Regions from separate parts of the Homo sapiens genome. Here region 1 is linked to region 2. The links are chromatin loops, found by intact Hi-C in ENCODE. Cell type or tissue: B cell. All regions are shown on one strand. Links, peaks and the distances in the headings refer to the core of each region. The heading gives the core; the rest is flanking DNA. Region 1 overlaps SLC25A26 (solute carrier family 25 member 26). Region 2 overlaps LRIG1 (leucine rich repeats and immunoglobulin like domains 1).

What was found. Peaks named below come from ENCODE experiments on the same cell type or tissue, not always from the same donor. Only the 100,000 strongest peaks of a DNase experiment are listed, where the experiment ranks them.
Region 1: it touches region 2 in a loop (2.2-fold over the local background); 2 of 110 quality-filtered maps call a loop at or near these places.

Annotation. Positions count from the first base shown.
Region 1 is chr3:66,335,989-66,338,912 of GRCh38, forward strand. The region is part of intron 5 of SLC25A26 (solute carrier family 25 member 26); the gene reads left to right. Among named protein-coding and RNA genes, the nearest start is that of SLC25A26, 120 kb to the left of the region's middle. In B cell, for the core only: no CTCF peak of the experiment used is centred there; no DNase peak of the experiment used is centred there.
Region 2 is chr3:66,392,866-66,395,789 of GRCh38, forward strand. It overlaps LRIG1 (leucine rich repeats and immunoglobulin like domains 1), which reads right to left. Exons shown (of 19, transcript NM_015541.3): 12 at 1,175-1,338. Among named protein-coding and RNA genes, the nearest start is that of LRIG1, 110 kb to the right of the region's middle. RefSeq lists an enhancer at 743-792. In B cell, for the core only: no CTCF peak of the experiment used is centred there; a DNase peak (open chromatin) is centred at 1,386; H3K4me3 peaks cover 1,199 bases; H3K27ac peaks cover 1,763 bases.

The sequences.
Region 1 (2,924 bases), core at 267-2,766, 57 kb before region 2:
ACCCAACAAGCTGCTTTTTATTAATGTTTTTCATGATTCTTTTCTAATTGTAATTTTGCGTAAATGCACAGAGGATGTATCTATACAAATGATTTGAATATTAGATGAGAACCTTTCTTGTTCCTGGCTAGGTTTTAAAATGTTATTTTTTAGAATTTGGGAAACCATCAATTAAAACATCTTTGGTACCAGAAAAATTGCTCAGAAATAGGGAAAGCCTGGATAAATAAGCATATGCCTTTGTTAACAAGGACATTTGATAGAATAATAAGTAAAATAAAATCTACCTTTTATTGTTGTGTTTCTTGACGCATTGGTCATTCATTTTTCCTCTCCCCTCTTTGTTATCTCAGTAAAGAGATGCTAAAATGTGCTGCTGAAAGGGAAGGAAAGTTGGGGGTGGGAAAGACAATGGAACTGTACACAGTGATGTCATTCTCAGCTGCAAGAAAAAAATCTTAAGGCAACCGGATTATATTTGATAAAAGATTAAAGTTGCATGCAAATTCTAACTAAAAACATCTGTTTCCTGACCCTGTGCGAGTTCTAACGTTTTGATAGGAATTCTGGTTTTGGAATTTCTGAGTCTTAAGTTTACCTTCCTCAACTACTGCCTGGCTATTTTCTTAAAGGACTGAAGTCAGTACTGCTTAACATACTGGAAATGACTGTGAATAACCAAAAATGAACTTCCTGGATTGCTTCTTACATACAAGAAGTTTTCAGGTTTCATGAACAAGAATCATCCTGATTGCCGAGTGACAACTTTAAAAATTGTGGTGTGATACAGAGTTCATTCCAGGAAGCCAATGAAAATAAGTGGAACATATGTATATGTGTGTGTGTGTAGAATTAGTAATAGATTTTTAAGAACTTTTCAAGTGTTCCTGCTTTTATTAAGAACCTCAACTAGCAAAAATTGTTCCTTTTTAAAACTTTATTTTTAGGTGAGGTACAACTTGTATCTACTGTGACATCGTATTTTATATTTTGCTAAATCAGACATGTGTTGGAAAATCTTGATACCATAATTGCACTGTATCAGTAATGCTTACAGACTCCTGGAAATAGGATGAAATCTAAAAGCAAATATTGAACATTAGCTAGGGGATCAGTTTAAATTGAATTTTGCATTACAGTCACTCACTTCAACTGTGAAAGCCAGTGTAATTTTGTGATTTTTCATTTTGATTGATTTGTTAAACTTGATACCCAACAGCAGCAGATTTCTTTGTGTTCTGATATACCCAGATGTTCACACTGGGCATTTTCTAAGGATGACTGTACTGTGAAAATGTTAACGCTTGGTCTTAGCCTACCATGTTAGTGTGAGGTATGTTGAGGAATATTTACAGACTGTATGATACAGCTAGAATGTCCTACACATTAGAAATGATTGATTAAACAAAAGTTGTGTTTTATGAGGAAGAAAAATAGAAATAAGCCATCAATGAGGGACAGTTAAATATTATGAAATTCTCTGCATTAGAAAGAATGATAGATCTATTAATATATTAATCAACATGGAAATATCTAAGATATTGTTTAGGGGGAAAAAATCAAATTTTGGAACACATGCTAATGTTTAAAACAAACCCCCAGAAATTAAAACCTAAAACTAAATGTGTTGAGATAAATCAGAAGATTTATTCCAAATTGTTAATGACAGTTAACTTTGGTTGAACTTCTGTATATTAATTTTAATAATGCAAATGTAGTCATGCTTTACACATACACTTATTTTTTATTATGGAAAATTTCAGATGTACAGAAAGTAAACAGAGTTTATAATATAATGAACCATGCAGTACCCATCACCAACCTGCAAAAGCTATCAATATTCTGCCATTTTTATTTCATTTATGTCTATGCTCATTCTTCACCTTGACTACTATTATATTTTTTACAGTACATTTTTAGGTAAAATTCATATATATTGAAATGCACAAATTATATATGTACACTTTTGACAAATGTATAGTCGTGTAATCCCCATATCCTTATGATATTGAATATTTCCCTATTCCCAGAAAGTTCTCTCATCTTCAGTCCCATTCTGCCTGCCCAGGTTATTTTTGCCTTTTCTGGAATTTTATATGAATAGAATCATATAGTCTGCACTCTTTTTGTTTCTTCTTTTGCTCAGTATAACCTGTGTAAGGGTTGTCCATGTTACAGCAATGTATCAATAATTTTTTTCATTGTATTACTAATATTCCTTTATATGAATACACCACAATTTGTTTAGCCCTTCTCTTATTGATGGACGTTAGCTGTTGTGATTAAAGCTGTTGTGACATTAATGTATAAATCTTTTTGTGGACATATATTGTCATTGCTCTTGGATAAATACCTAGGAGTAAAATTTCTCTTTCAAAAAACCACCTTTCAAAGTTGTACGTTCCCACTAGCAAAGTATGAAAGTTGTGGTTGCTCCATATCCTTTCAGTTGTTTGGTTTTCTCAGTCTTTTGATTTCTGCCATTTTAGTGGATAACAGCACCTCATTGCGGCTTCTAAAAAAAAATTTTTATATCGTGGTAAAATTGCCACTACCATAATCATAATATTTGCCATTTTAAACATTTAAAGTGTAAGATTCAGTATCATTAATTACATTCACAGTGTTGTGTAACAGTCATTACTATCTATTCCTAAAACCTTTTTATCACTTCAGACAGAAAGGTTGTATCATTAAGTACAGAGCTTCCTGCTTTCCCCTTCCCCTAGCCAAACTACAGCTTCTAACGCAGTTCCCACACAAACTACAACTTCTAATGTAGCTTCTATCTCTATGAATTTGCCTGTTCTAGATATTTCATATGATTATAATCATACATTAGTTGTTCTTTTATGTCTGGCTTATTTTACCTGGCATGGTGTTTTCAGAGTTTATCCATAGTGTGGCATGTATCGGAACTTTAT
Region 2 (2,924 bases), core at 211-2,710:
CATTTTGTGCCTGGATAATGGAGCTGTGCGAGCATTAGATTCCACACAGAAGGCTCCATAAGACAGATCGGTATGAAAAGTCAGTTTGGAGAGCTGCTGCCATGTTCGCAGTGGGTTTAAGACGTGTCCCTGGTCTGGATCCAGAGGAAGTTCAGCAGGCCTGTTCTCAAAAGTGGTGATGGTGAAGGTAGGGGTGGATGCATGGAGAGGGCACACACATCTTGCCTCCAGCAGGCACACTGGCTACTCCAGCAGGCACAATGGCTATTGCTATGGCCAGAAAGTAGGAGACAGAAGTGGCCCACAAGGGTTGCCATATGGATGGGTGAGTTCCTGGTTAGGATCCTCACAGCAGGGATCTCAAGGCTCAAGGGAGACCAGTGAGCACAAAAGGCAGGAGGGACTTAACACCTGCCCAGCAGTTCCAGTCAGGCCTGGGAATCCCACTCTTGCTCCTGCTTAGAGCAAGCAAACAGGAAAAACTCAAAATTCATCTCATTTTTTGACCATGTCTTCCTGACCGTGAGCCTGTGTCAGTCCTGTCTGAGCTAGCCTGCGTGTGTGTTTTCAGCTGTTCAGCATTTTCTGTGCTCTCTGCAACCAAACTTGGATCCCGACTCCCAGTCAAAAAGATGGCAAGAGCTACGCTCCAGGAATCAGAAGGCAAAAAGAATGTAAAGCTGCAAGTGCAGATTTCAGTGGTTTGGAGAAACAGCAAGAGTACAAGTCAACATCAAGGAATTATTTTTACTACAGCAACTGTTCTCCTGAGACTTGTTCTTCCTGTATTTAACCTTTCATTCTTGGGGTCGGAAAGAAACACACATTAAAACGCCAGCCTCGTACGCGGAGTACATTCGCAGCTAAACCCGGGCACCAGAGCCCTTCTGAAACAACAGAACTATCTTCCTGTAACTGATTATTCTGATTTGTAACTGAACCAACTTATACTCCCTTCTGATTAAATGCATGTCCTCCAAGAACCACATAATGAGGCAACTCTACGGTAAATACTGTGTGTGGTTTCAGCAAGAAATAAATTGCATCCAGCAGCTGATCTGTAACCACGGGCTGGGGTTTACTCTGATCACAGGAATTACTCCCATAATGAAGAGTACCTCCTGGCTTCCTTGTCCTTCATGAAGGAGAGAAAAAGTTACAAAGACAGTCTTACCGCACACGAAACTCTCTGGTGGCACAGAGAAAATGCTCTGACCCTTCAGTGATTCTGGGTGGGCACAGGTGGCTGTCACAAAGGCCTGCAGCATCCTGCCAATTAGCCACGGGGGCAGCCACTTCAGCTGGCAGTCACACAGGAAGCTGTCGCTGCTGATATGGCTGAAAGAAACACAACAGTGGATGCTTCAGGTGCAGCCGCAAAGGAGGGACACTCCCTTCACACACACAATGATCAGTCGCCTCCAATCAGCTTCTCAAGTGAACATCAGCAAGCTGGAAGGGGGAAATGGTTTTTCTCACACTTCCTCTCCAATTTCCCAGGGCAGTGCATATAACCCACCTGGAGATTTTGAAAAAATGCAGTTGCTGATTGGGTGGGTCAGGAGTGGAACCCACGACTCTGCTAACAAGTTCACGTATCATGCTGGGGCTGCTGACCCAAGGACCGCAACTGGAGCAGCAGCAACGTGGAGCTTATCCATGCCATGTTCTGGGACAGACACTGTTCCTGTGTGACCCTGGGCTGCCTTCTGACCTCTCCTGACCTCTGATACATCCAACAGTGCTATGCTGCCACCATCCCCCCTCTGGTTTTTCCCACTTTCCTGATAAACTACTTGGAGCTTCCAAACTCGGCCTGAGACTTTGATCCAAATTCTGCAACAAGTTCCGAGGAGGGCTCTTTTGCCTCATGGCTGTTCCTTTTCCATTTGGCAAAGCTGCATGTTTTCTTACTTCCAAATGTAATAAGCCCCGTCACTGTGCCACCCTCTTGTTTGTGCCTTGATCTTTGCACCAGTATTCTTCAGGGGGCCGGCAGAATTCGGCTCTGCTCCCTAAATAGTGCTTGTTAGTTAATTGCCACTGCCCAGGGAGCATGAGAATGCACAACTTTAGCTTTGTGGGGCTCCAACCAAAACAGAGAATATTTTCTTTTTCATTTCTCAGCAACTAAGGATAAGCTTTTTAAACAGAAATCGGAATCGCCATCTCAGCGGACATTCCTTCCTGAGGAGTCACTTGAAGATAAGTCAACCAAGAGTCTAGCTGCCTTGTTCCTGGAAGACCTCAGAGCTGTGAGCTAAAGAATGATGGCTGGCCCACGATAAGGGAAGACTGGGAAAGAGAGCACACAGGCTTCCCTGCAATACACTGTCTCTGGTACATGGTGACAAACAGGAGGCACAGGTATGCGCAGAAATTCCAAAAACATCATGCAGGCCAAGAGCACGACTTTGGCTGCCTTCTCCACCCACCACTGTCCTCAGACATCAACAAAGCAACCAAATGGACTGGCCTTCCATTTTCTTCTGTTTCTCTCCAGATTTCTAATGAGCAGAGAAACTGTCACAGCAAGGAAGAATGAAGTGTAAGCAGATGACCCAAGGCTAAATTAAGTAAAATCCACTCTTCCTCATGTTCCCCATCACCCCTAGATGAGTTGGGCATCTTATTAAAATAATTATAATTTTGGAAAGTGCTTTTCCAAAAACAGAAATAACTTATCTCAAGGCCATTATAACTGGGATGCTGGCCCATATTAGATCTTAAAATCAGCATGAGAGTTTGCATTTTTATTTCACGGGCAGGTAGCGTTCTGCTGAGAGCCATCTGGAGGGCTGTCCTACTGTGGAGTCACTGCAGGTGGCGGAAGGGCTGTAACGGCCATCCCTGAGGAAATGGTCAATTCCCATGCAGTGTTTGGGGAGGGCAGCTCCCAGGAGTGCACCCTGCATGGGGGTCAG